Regions from separate parts of the Homo sapiens genome. Here region 1 is linked to region 2. A link is a contact called in ENCODE Hi-C data. All regions are on one chromosome and are shown on one strand. Each heading gives the region's core, a stretch centred on a gene start or an enhancer-like site at or near the end of the contact. The rest is flanking DNA. Distances are from core to core; before and after follow the strand shown.

Evidence for each region. Hi-C counts contacts between places; a loop is a spot of excess contacts on that map. Pooled maps may share reads with other maps.
Region 1: a loop to region 2 is called in a pooled map, with 16 times the contacts of the local background. The contact joins the promoter of HDAC8 here to the promoter of IGBP1 in region 2. A Hi-C loop is called at or near these places in 2 of 37 single-sample maps with no recorded cell type and 9 of 50 pooled maps.

The regions. Positions count from the first base shown.
Region 1 is chrX:72,571,512-72,574,211 of GRCh38, reverse strand. It overlaps HDAC8 (histone deacetylase 8), which reads left to right and starts at 1,369. Exons shown (of 11, transcript NM_018486.3): 1 at 1,369-1,561; 2 at 2,103-2,155. The coding sequence starts at 1,451. RefSeq lists an enhancer at 1,277-1,406.
Region 2 is chrX:70,132,129-70,134,828 of GRCh38, reverse strand. IGBP1 (immunoglobulin binding protein 1) reads right to left here and starts at 1,382. Exons shown (of 7, transcript NM_001551.3): 1 at 1,289-1,382; 2 at 694-1,106; 3 at 13-306. The coding sequence starts at 881. RefSeq lists an enhancer at 504-963.

The DNA.
Region 1 (2,700 bases), core at 120-2,619, 2.4 Mb before region 2:
ATCATAACACAAAGTCATCCTGGACGAATCAAGTTTATATAATAAAGGGAATGTTCAAAGGCTTCAGTGTCAGGCTGACCTAATTTTGAATTCCTACTTATCTGCTTGTTAAGTATGTGATTTTGAATGTTGTTTCTCTAAACTGCATCTGTAAAATGGGTGTATTGCAACCTCCTTTATAGGACTGTTGCAAGGATGAAATGAGATAATATGGCCAATGTGCATGTCACAATCTTCAATAAATGTTTAAAGTCTAAAAAGCAAGCCAGACTTTAAATATAGTAAGGATATTAGGTTGTCCCAGTGGTGTTAGTCAGTCAGTTTAGGTTGCCATGAGAATTAAGATCCTGAGCACTGGCCAGCTTGTATCAGATCATAGGGGCCTCCAGGAACCTCCAAATGCTGATGGTAATTCTAAAACCGCCTCAGATAGTCTTAAACTGGACCCTCACACCAAACCTAAAATATTTCCCTAATCTATGTTTAGCTGCAGAAACAAGAGGAGGTAGGAGGAGAAGAGCTGCAGTTTCCAAACACCACTGCTTGCAACCTTCCTACCACATGAATGTTCAAGGAGTTACATTTGACATCATTGCTTGATCGGAATCTACCAAGCAATTTCCACTGCACCAGCCAGTCTCTTGGGAAAGTACTATCAGATTTGCCAGAGTAAATTATTGAGATTGTTAACTCTCATGTGGACATGGATAGTTAATGATGAAAAGAAATGAACTATAAAATTGCATCACAGAATTTACTGTGTAAACTTTTCAAACCATTTGTGCCATTAAATAGCGCCCCCACCAAAAAAAAAAAAAAAAAAAAAAAGCCTATCCTTAGGATAGGCAGCTGATGTAGCTGGATGGTGGGGGCTCTAGGTGGCCACGTTCTATCTGTGTTTATATGGTTAAATGGATGAAATGGATGTGTTTGCAGATTGAAACAATTCATAAAGAGTTGAGGCTACTTTTTTTTTTTTTTTTTTTTGGTCTTAGCGCTGAAACTAAAAATCGCGGTTATTTTAGTGTTTAGCCCCGGCTCTTCCGTTGCTCAAACCTCCGGAAACTACATCTCCCAGCATGCTGTGAAACTGGTCTGACTTCATCTCAAATGGCCCCGTAGGGCAACAAGGATGGTTAGTTTTGACCCTACTTATTTGTGCCATAAAAACAATCGATCCTAATTGACAGCTATTTGGACTTTTACATCTGCCAAACCCTTTTCCTTGAACTGTGGTCACTAAATGAGGGGAGTCTGGTCTGGGAAGTCCCATCCATTCCTTCAATAGGATGGGGAGCGGTGATAGTGTCTCCGGCGATCTCAAGAATAGGAGGGAATGTTGACCAGGGAGCACCGCTGCGGCCGATCAGAGGAGCAGGAACTGGAACCCTGGCCGAGTCCGAAAAAAGCCAGATCTGGAAGGTGGCTGCGGAACGGTTTTAAGCGGAAGATGGAGGAGCCGGAGGAACCGGCGGACAGTGGGCAGTCGCTGGTCCCGGTTTATATCTATAGTCCCGAGTATGTCAGTATGTGTGACTCCCTGGCCAAGATCCCCAAACGGGTAAGGGAAGTCGGGATGAAAGACCATGGGCTTTGGGGGTGGGGGTGGGGGCGGTGGACGAAAGAGCGTTAGGAAGCGGAGAGGACACTGGGCTGGGGGAAATCTTCAGAAATTTCGAGTAGCTGTATCAGATACCTAAAGCTGTATCAGAAGGAAGTGTTCTCATATCGTTTCTGAGAGCGCAGCATGTCTCTTCGGGACGTCCAATGGACAGGTAGGAGTGGGGGAGGGGGTACGGAGGAGGGGAGAGGACGCAGTTTCCACTCATAGGGGACCGCTGAAGTCGTGGGAAAACAAGCTGCAGGGGGAAGGTGTTCCATCACCTGCCTAAGGCCCGGTAGCTTTCACCTTAGTGATTTTGATACTTTGTATCTGTATTGTCTAAAGTGTATTGTAACTGTTAACAGAAGGGAAGCCAGTTGAAACAAAATTAATCCGTTCCTTTGTTCAGGATGGTGAGATTGACGGGGATTTTGCTGAATTAAACTTTAAAGAGACTATTTCTGCTTTTCTTTTTTTTTTTTTACGCTGATGTTTTTAGGCCAGTATGGTGCATTCTTTGATTGAAGCATATGCACTGCATAAGCAGATGAGGTAAGTTGTCTTTCTTGAACATAGCCCTGAAGCTAGGTGTTCGTAGCCTTAATATCCTGCTTCACAGTGGGGCAAGGAAAAGAATGGTCTTTTGAAAAAATTATTTTAGCTTTCTGTGAAAGTATTCACAGTGTTTGTAATCTGCCTGTAATCCCAAGAAAGCTCTTGAAGAATTAAGAAAACTTGGGGGGCCGAGAGCATGGCTCACGCCTGTAATCCCAGCACTTTGGGAGGCCTAGGTGGGTGGATCGCCTGAGGTCAGTAATTTGAGACCAGCCTGCCCAACATGGCAAAACCCCGTCTCTACTAAAAATACAAAAAAATTAGCCGGACGTGGTAGCGGGCGCCTGTAATCCCAGCTACTCGGGAGGCTGAGGCAGGAGAATCGCTTGAACCCCGGAGGTGAAGGTTGCAGTGAGCCGAGATTGCACCATTGCACTGCAGCCTGGGCAACAAGAGTGAAACTCCGTCTCAAAAAAAAAAAAAAAAAAAAAAAAAAAAAAGAAAGAAAGAAAGAAAAAGAAAAGAAAACTTGGGACAGGGGA
Region 2 (2,700 bases), core at 133-2,632:
CTATTGACCCACCTCTGTATTTTAGCCTGTCTTTGAGATGCCATAGCAACGAGACTAGGATAAGCCATGGAGGAATTGGCAGTGTGATTTTCAGCAGAGTTGTTCATGGTTTTGGGCAGCTCAAACTCTGCCACATGATAGCAATGGCACTGAGTTAAGTAGTTTATAAAGTGTTCTCGAGCCCGCTGCAAATGATCTAGACGCTTGCTGGGGTTGACTTGTTTCATGGTGAGGGCTCCTTGAAACGCTGGCACCAAAAGGTACTTCAGGTCGGTGGAAGCAATCTCTTCCAAATCTTCATTTCGGCTGGAAGAGCAAAAAGGAGGCAGTGAAGCCTGACTAGGCATTCAAATTGTGGCCCTTGCTTTCTGGGGGACGGAGTGGGAGGCTGGGCTGGGAGTGGACCAGAGGGAGGAGGCACGGGGAACAGCGGCCAGTTTCACTCAATGAAAGTGGCTGAGGGCTCACACCCAATGCCTATGCAATCAGCAGACGCTAGGAAGCAGAGTCGTAAGATATCAACCATCTGGGAAGAGAGGTGGGGAATGTAAACAATGTACACAAGATCGCAGTGGTAAGTAGGAACGAAACGTTCTCACCACTAAAGGTCCCCTCCACTCAGGCGCAATGGCTCCACCCTTGGTAACCATTATTACCTTCGTTCTCAGCCATTATTACTATCTTCCCCCATACCTGAACAAGTCGAGCTGCGATAACATTTCGGCAGCCTTCTCAAGGAGGTCCAAGCCCTTGAACACCTTCTCCTGGACTATCCGGGAACCGGCGGGTTCAGTCGCCACTTCTACTTCGTCCAGTAACTGTCTACCAGTTTCGAACAGCTCGGGGAGCCGCGGCAGCTGTAACTCGTCCTCAGCAGCCATCTTGGGGAGAGAGGAACCCGGAAGATCTCTTTTCCGGGGTCAAAGGCAACCTTGATAAAGAAGAATTAGGCGAGCGCGGACAAAACCGGAAGAAGCACCTCATTGGTCCAGTAGCTTCACTGTTAACAAAGCATCAAAGGACTTCCGGGAGCCGCTGTTAGCCGGCCCTGGCAACCGTTTCCATAGACTCATTTTACCAGGCAGCCCGTTACAAGTCGTAGGCATCTGTTAAAAGCAAACAAACAAGCAAAACCCTAGGCGCTGTTTTACCATGAGCTCCTCGTCGCCGACACGGGGCTGAGAAGTTCTGTGGGCTCTGAAGCCCGGGTGAGGCGAGGCTGAATTCGGAGCGCGAGGAGTGCGGACGAGCGAGTGCGTTTTAGGAGCCAGTCTGGCGCGCCCCTTACCTCGCGAGTAGCTCCCTAGGTTGAGGAGTCCAGGGACTCTAGCCGCCGCACCACTCCCACGGTTTGAAGATCCGGTCGCTTGAGCGCGAAGTGCAAGTAGCGCCCCCCTGCGGTTTCCGTCCACCCACCAGATGGAGCTCCGGGTTCCTCCCAGCCAATCCTCTCCCGTCCTCTTCCCCCTTCACCCCACACACGCCTACGACCCGTAGGCCGGCGTCCGGTGGAGCCCCCCTCAGCAAGATTGGCAACCTGCAACTCCGGTCACCGCACAGCCGGCTTCCCTTCGTGCACTTAGTTCCTACATCAAATGTTATTTCTGTGCAACCTTCCTTGTCTCTCTACCGCCTTCCACCCTGTGCCCTTCAGCCGCCAAGTCTGGGTTTCTCCTATGCATCTCTATCATGGCACCTACCACGCTGTATAATTGCTAGTGACTTACAAATCTCTCTTATCAGAATGAATTTGACTCATCTTTGCACCACTCTGGCTAGCCTGAGTACTCAGTATCAGTCATTATCTGAATAAAAAAAAAAAGTGATCAGTTTGGAAAGCAGCCAACTTATGCAGAACAGCATTGTTCAGTAGGTAGTTACTAGCTACATGTGGTTACTAAGCACTTGAAAGTGGCTATTTTGAATCGAGATGTGCTGCAAGTGTAAAAAACACCCCAGATTTCAAAGACATTTAAAAAAAAAAGAATGAAAAATGTAAATACTTTTTACATGGACTACATGTTGAAATGATAGTCTTTTGGATATGTTGGATTAAATATATTATTAGAATTAATTGTACTTCTTTCTTTTCACTTTGTAAATGTGCCTGCCAGATAATTTAAAACTATATTTGTAGCTCCCATTATATTTCTACTGGACAGAACTGATGGAAAACATAATTTCAGGACTTCAAAGAAGGGACGTCATTGTTTTGAACAAAGCAATATAAATACATACTGATTACCTTAGGACGCAGCCTGAATTGTCCTAGGAGATTTAAGTAGCAGGCACACTGTCTACCCCTGAAAATAAACTTTTAAACTAGTATTTTAAACTACATATCGTTGAGAAGAAAAAAAGCTTCATTAAAAAACAACTAGAGGGCAATATAGGACAGTATAAAATAGGTGATATGTTGTATTGCACAGGCTGTTGGAAAAGCAAGAAAGGGCAAGTCATCCCATGCTAGGAGTAGTTCAGAAGGCTTCTTAGACATGACATGCGGTCACATAGAAGAATGTCAAAGTTTAAAGGGAACCCCCAAAATCGGAGGAAAAACTTGAGACCAGAAAGGTTAAGGGACTTGTCCAGCCAGTTTGTGACAAAGTCAGTGACTTCTGCGTTCAATTGTTTCTACTCCATTAACCTTCAGTTGGGTAGGATTTAGAAAGATGAAGACCTTTAATGTGGGACAGATTG